2 separate regions of the Homo sapiens genome follow, and region 2 is linked to region 1. Evidence: chromatin loops called from intact Hi-C (ENCODE). Cell type or tissue: CD4-positive, alpha-beta T cell. All regions are shown on one strand. Links, peaks and the distances in the headings refer to the core of each region. The heading gives the core; the rest is flanking DNA. Region 1 holds the start of TMEM92 (transmembrane protein 92). Region 2 overlaps SAMD14 (sterile alpha motif domain containing 14).

Region 1 (2,500 bases), core at 1-2,500:
GTAGGGCCCAAAAGTTCAACAACCTTACCTCCCAGTCTCACCTTTTGGGGGCCAGCCAGCAGGCTGAACAGCAAGGTGGGCGCGAGGCCGGGGACCCAAGCTTGGGACATCCTGGCTTGGGGGCCACTGAGCTTTCCTGTGTAGAGAAGGCGGGGCTGCGACCTCTCCCACTTCTCTCCACCTATGGGGCCCCGCCTCGGGATGGGGGCGGAGCTGCACCGGGAGAGGCGGACTCGGGGCAGGGAGGGGCTGGGAGGAGGAAGGGAGGAAGGGAGGCGCAGAGGTCTGGGTTGGGTTTTGGGATTTGGGAGGTAGAAGAGATTAACGGATTTTTAAAAAAGCGGTCCCGGGCGCGGTGGCTCACGCCTGTAATACCAGCACTTTGGGAGGATCACTTCAGGTCAGGAGTTCGAGACCAGCTTGGCCTACATGGTGAGACCCCCCGTCTCCACTAGAAATACAAAATTTAGCCGGGCGTGGTGGCGGGTGCCTGTAATCCCAACTACTCAGGAGCCTGAGGCAGGAGAATCGCTTGAACCCGGGAAGCAGAGGTTGCAGTGAGCCGAGATCGTGCCAGTGCACTCCAGCCTGGGCGACGGAGTGAGACTCCATCTCTAAATAAATAAATAAATAAATAAATAACCTAAATTTAAAAAGAGGTGGGATCAACTCCACACCGCTGAGCTGGGCCTTCCTAACTCCCAACTCCTCCACTCCTAAGTGCCCCAGACTCCAGGGAGGGGTGCCGGGACCGGCGGGAGTGGGAAGGGGACGTGGAAGCCCCTTCTTATCTGGACCTCTGGGTCTGGTGAGAAGTCAAATGGGGGCAGAGGTTGAGGGAGGGGAAGGCGAAGGTTCTAGGGTAGATTTTGAGGGGTTATGGTTGGGGGATATCACCCCATTGTGTTTTGACCAAAAAGGGAGGGACAGAGCAGCCTGGCTGATTTCAGAGTGCCCTGAGATTTCCAGGTCGAGGAAGGAAGACCAGGAGCACAACGTGGGTACCTTCGTGTCCCCTCCCCTCTTGAAATCCTACAGGAGGTGTTGGTGCATTTTCTCCCATTGACAAAACGGGAACTCAAGGCCCCAGGGTTTAGACTGCCCCGGGGTCCGCAGCTGGGGCTGGTCCTCTGCCAGGCCCGCCGGGGCGCGGGCGAGCAGGCCCATCCAGATTCCTGGAAAGACCCCGCGGAGGCCGCCCCAGTGCGGAGGGGCCTGATTCTGAGCCCCCTGCGGCCGCCGCCTCCAGCACTCCAGGCGCGGAGCTTCCGGGAGCGGCCGGCAGGTGGCAGCGTCGCCCAGCGCGGGTGCCCCCGGGAGCCGGGAGGGGCGCGGCCGGGGCTTGTGGGCTGGGGGCGCTGGGCGAGGGCGAGGCAGGAGCAGTGCAGCCAGGACCGCGGGAGGGGGAGAGGGGGTGATGGAGCGTGGGGCGCTGCTCCCTGGCCCGGCCAAGGGGGACCCTGAGAGGCTCAACGTCATGTCCTTGGGCGCCTCCTGCTGTGTCGCCAATCTGTCTTGACCCCTGAAAAACACCCCCGACGTCGTGGGCGTTTCTTCTCTTTCCTTGCTCTCTGCCTCTCACCCTTCTCCCTCATCTCTCCCAGTCATGTTCTCTGTCTTATATTTAACCCCTCTGTGTCTCTCCCCGTTTCTCCCAGCCTCTGTTTTTCTGTTTCGGTTTCTTCCCATCTGTCCGCACCCAGTTTCTCTCGAGTTCCCAGCCTTTCCCTCTGTTCTCCCGTCTGTTTCTCCTCTCTCTGTTCACCTCTGTCTGCCTCGGCGGAGGCGTCTGTTTTTCTCGGTTTCTCTGGTCCCTTCTCCTTGTCCCTGGTTTGGTCCTGCACCCCCAGTCTCTCGGTCTGTTTCTTATGCTGTCTCCCTGCTCTCTCTCTCCCTTTCCCTGTCTCTATTTCCCATTACCTCCTAGCCCTTTTTGCCCCTTAAGAAGATAATCTTCTAGTCTCCTGATCCGAGGGGTATTGGGATCTGGCCCCTCTGTATTTGAAGTGACTGTGAGCTTGGAGAAGGGAAGGGGCCGCCGTCTCCCCTCCTCCCCTGCAGGTGGACCTTGGCAGGGGGACCTCGTCCTGAGAGTGCTGGAGCCTCCACCTCTTGAGTCGTTGCCAACTTGGGCTGCCAGGGTTCTTCTTGTCCCCACCCAGGCCCCACTGCAACAGCAAGGCCTGGGGTCTCTACCCCACACTCCCTGCTATCCTGCCCAGGCTGGGAGCCCTACAGAGGTGTGGCCCTTACGGGAGAGGAAAATGGGAAAATGGTTGAGCTTAGAGGAGGAAGATACCCTGCGGGGTGAAATGAGGGTGCTGAGAAGGGCATGTGGGAACTCAAGGGACAGATGTGGGGGGTCAGCAGGAGTGGGGGTGAGGGAACTAGGCGGGCACCAGTGCCCTGAAGAGGGGCAGGAGGAGGGGGAGGAGGCTGGCATAGCTGCTCTCTGGGTCTCTGGCATCAACCTGACCCAGATCTAGGGTTGCCGGACAAA
Region 2 (4,003 bases), core at 1,504-4,003, 160 kb after region 1:
CATAGCCAGTCTAGTTTCATATCTATCCCATCCACGCCCTCCCCCTATTGCCCTGGATTATGTGGAACCTAGTCCAAAACATCATATCCCTTCACCGTAAATATTTCAGTATGTCTAGCTATTTTTTGAAAGTAGAGCTAACAGGAATTGTGGATGAATCCGTTTGTAGGATGGTAGGGAAAGCAGTGAAGAATGACTCCAGGGGTTCAGCTGAGCAACTAGAAGAATGGAGCTACTGTTCACCAAGACTGGGAGGAGCAGCTCTGGGGTGGGAGAGATCAGGAGATTGCAGCACCTGTAGGCTGAAGACCCCTGGTGGACATCAAAGTGGAGGTGTCAACTAGACAGTTGGACATGAATTACCAACTGGGTCTGGGGCTGAGAGAGAAGAAGGGTAGCTTAGGGCTGTCTGACTCGGGCGACTTGGGTGGACAAGGGGGCTTTTCACTGAGTCAAGGAAGAGAGTAGAAGCTGGTTTGAGGTTACATGATCGGTTCATTTTGATGAGTTGAGCTTGAGACACCTTGGGGTCTTTGACGTGGTAACTTCCTTGGCAGGTGCCTGAGTGCCCACACTCAGAATTCAGGGGAGGGTGTCAAGGCTGGAAATAGAAATAGGTGGTAGTTAAGCCAGGAGAGCAACTGGGGTGGCTTAGGGGTTGTCTACAGAACGAAACAGGAGCAGACAAGGCAGGGTGGGCATGAGTGACAGAATAGGGCCCCTGAGATCATGCTGGGTGGAGTGGGGAGGAAAAGTCTTGACCCATCTTGAAGCCTGGGAAGACTCTTTCTGTTTGGAGACCCCAGTGCCAAGCTCAGCACTGGTACAGCATGAGGGCTTCATTCCGAGGTGCAGCACGTGACAAGTGGAGCTATGAGCAATAAGGACTTTAACGCTGGACCCACTGGGTCTGCCCACTCTTCCTCCATGTCCTCATGCAAGATCTAGCACAGGGCCACAGACCCAGGACAGAAGAGAGGTTTCGGGGACTATGGGGCTTTCCTTCCTGCCACTGCCAGTGGATTCTGGGGGTGTCCCTTTGCTCCACTCCAACTGCAAGCCCTCTAGATGCTCAGCAGTGCTATCTCTGAGTGAGACCCTGCGCGTGGCACAGCAAGCCAGTGTCCCCAGTAGGGCCAGTCTCTAGAGCCAGCCTAGCCAGGCTCAAATCCTGGACCATTGCTAGCTGGTGGCTTTAGTCAAGTGACTTAACCTCTCTGAGTTTTAGTTTGCTCAGCTGTAAAGTATGCATAGTAACTGTCCTAACCCCACCGGGTTGTTTTGAGTGAGAGATGATGTATGTACACTGTCTGGTGTGTAGTAAGTGTTTCTTAAATGGTGGCCATTATTTCCATCATCTCTCCAGCCTCATCCCTCAACCCTTCTCTCCACAAAGCTACCCTCCAACTGTCCCTGGAGGTACCACCCTTGTTTCCCTACTTCCTAGCATTGCATATACCTGTTTTGCCCACCTCATCTCTTACAGACTCCTACCCAGACGTTAAAACCCAGCTTTGGTGTTTCCTCCTCTGATGCATCCAAACAGGGCTGCCGTTCCTCCGTGTCTACAGGAGGGTTCATCACACGGCGCTGTATTTTAGCGCCGGCATTTCTGCTTCCCCTGCACACCCGCCCACTCCCACCTGAGACGGGGAGACACCCTGTTTTTCATCTGTCTGTGCTCCCAGCACTCAAGAACACGGGTTGAATGCCTGGGGTGTGGGTGCAGGTGGCCCCTGAGGTGGGCCTCTGGGCTTGCCGTCACCTCTCATGTGTCTGGTCTCTGCTCCCCTCCCCCGGTTCGCAGACCTGGACTTGGCTGTGCCAGAGACGGCCAGACTGGACAGCAGTTTACACAAGGCCCGGGCCCAACTGTTGGCCAAGGGCCGGAGACACCGGCCATCCCGCTCCAGGCTTCGGGACAGTGCCAGCTCCGCGGAGGATGGTGAAGGCTCGGATGGGCCCGGAGGCAAGGTTGGGGCAAGTTAGGAAAACACATATACACCCTCCCACCCCTCCCTCTCCTCCCACCCCTGGATAATCTCTCCAGAGTGCTCTTCCAGGGAAACCACATCCCCAGACTCCTGACCTAGTAATGCTGCCAAGTGTTAGCTGCAGTTCACTTCTGGCTCATTTAATCCTGTGTAAAGAAGATATTATTAGCCCCATTTTACAGCTGAGGAAACTGAGGCCCTGAGAGGTCCAGGAGCAAAGTCACAGTAAGTGAAGGAGGGGGAATTCAGCCCCAGCCTGTGTGACTCAAAGTTCCTGTTTCCCACCTCTCACTCTCCAGCCACCCCGCTGCCTAAGGCATGAGGAAACCCTCCCTCTAGGCCCCGGAAGGACCCTCAGGGCCCGCAGTTTACAGGGTGAAAGTCTCCCAGCTCCTCCGGGAAGGGAGGAGGAGGGTTCTCGGTGAGCGGCTGCCCCCTCGTCCAGGTGACCGATGGCTGCGGGAGCCCCCTGCACCGGCTGCGCTCGCCTTTGCACTCAGGCCCGGGGTCCCCGGCCGGGGGCTCTTTCTGCCTGGATCCTCCGGGGTTGCGGCGCAGCCTGGACGAGGACGAGCCGCCGCCCTCGCCGCTCACACGCTACCGGCCCCTGCACAACGCTGCGTCGCACGAGGGCCTGGCCGCCGCCTCCTGCTCTCCGCCGCGCTCCGCGCCCTCCTCCGACAGCTCCCCCAGCTTCGTGCGCCGCCACCCGCGCGCAGAGCCGCACAGCGAAGGTGAGAGGCGGCCAGCGCCGCACCTCCTGCTGGTCGCTCCCGGGCGCAGCAGCCCTCCCGGTCCCGGCGCGCACCGCAGCCGCGGAAGGGGCAGCTGAGCAGGGTGGCTGGGGGAGGTGAAGAGTAAACGCCGCCGCTCACTCATTCTTTACCGAGCGCCTACTAAGTGCCAGATCCTGTGGGCTCTGGGACACCCAGGTGAGCAAACACATGCAGTCTTTATCATCATAGTGGTTTAGTGGAGAAACAATCAAATCAGGCCTGGCTGGCGGCTCACGCCTGTAATCCCAACACCTTGGGAGGCCGAGATGGAGGATCGCTTGAGCCCAGGAGTTCGAGACCAGCCTGGGCAACATAGCGAGACCGTCTCCAGAAAAAATTAAAAAATTAGCCCCGCGTGGTATGCACCTGTAGAACCAGCTACTTGGAAGGCTGAGGCGGGAGGATAGCTTGAACCCGGGAGTTTTGAGCTGCAGTGAGCTATGATCACTCCTTGCCTCAAAAACAAAACAAAACAAAAACCCAATCAAATCATCCCTTAACTAAATGTCTAGTTATAAACTATAACAAGTGCTATTTGGGAAATGTGTGCGGCAGCATGGCGGGAGAGCATACACCAGGATGCTTGGCCTGGCTAGGAACATCCTGGAAATGACATTTGAGCCAAGTTTGGAAGGTTGGTTAGATGTTGGCCAGGATAGGCCGAGTGCAGTGGCTCACGCTTGTAATCCCAGCACTTTGGGAGGCCGAGGCGGGTGGATCACCTGAGGTCAGGAGTTCGAGACCAGCCTGGACAACATGATGAAACCCTGTCTGAACTAAAAACACAAAAAATTAGCCGGGTGTGGTGGCGGGCGCCTGTAATCCCAGCTACTCAGGAGGCTGAGGCAGGAGAATTGCTTGAACCCGGGAGGTGGAAGTTGCAGTGAGCCAAGATCACGCCATTGCACTCCAGCCTGGGCAACAAGAGCAAAACTCTGTCTCAAAAAAAAAAAAAAAAAAAAAAGTTGGCCAGGATAAAATTGAGTAAATGGTAGTGATTCCTACCTTTTTGGAACGTTTTATAGTTTGTAAAAGGCTGTCATAAGCATCCCATTAGGTCCCATGAAGCAGGTAGATGTTATTATCCCCATATTTAAAATGGAGGAAGGCCAGAGAGGTAAAGTGGCTTATCCTAGGACACCCAGCTAGTGAAGGCCACCAGAGCCAGGATGCCTGATTCTAAGTCAAGAGAATTTCTACCACCCCACACTGGCAGCCGAAGGAGGCAGGCAG

What was found. Peaks named below come from ENCODE experiments on the same cell type or tissue, not always from the same donor. Only the 100,000 strongest peaks of a DNase experiment are listed, where the experiment ranks them.
Region 2: it touches region 1 in a loop (4-fold over the local background); 3 of 110 quality-filtered maps call a loop at or near these places.

The regions. Positions count from the first base shown.
Region 1 is chr17:50,272,112-50,274,611 of GRCh38, reverse strand. TMEM92 (transmembrane protein 92) reads right to left here and starts at 146. Exons shown (of 5, transcript NM_153229.3): 1 at 42-146. The coding sequence starts at 110. RefSeq lists silencers at 1-64, 1,202-1,541. In CD4-positive, alpha-beta T cell, for the core only: CTCF peaks have their summits at 1,094 and 1,294 (motif pointing right); a DNase peak (open chromatin) is centred at 1,301; H3K4me3 peaks cover 436 bases; H3K27me3 peaks cover 1,359 bases.
Region 2 is chr17:50,116,132-50,120,134 of GRCh38, reverse strand. It overlaps SAMD14 (sterile alpha motif domain containing 14), which reads left to right. Exons shown (of 10, transcript NM_001257359.2): 3 at 1,808-1,974; 4 at 2,440-2,728. Among named protein-coding and RNA genes, the nearest start is that of SAMD14, 12 kb to the left of the region's middle. RefSeq lists a silencer at 2,601-2,890 and an enhancer at 3,733-4,003. In CD4-positive, alpha-beta T cell, for the core only: a CTCF peak has its summit at 2,761 (motif pointing left); a DNase peak (open chromatin) is centred at 2,724; H3K27me3 peaks cover 1,087 bases.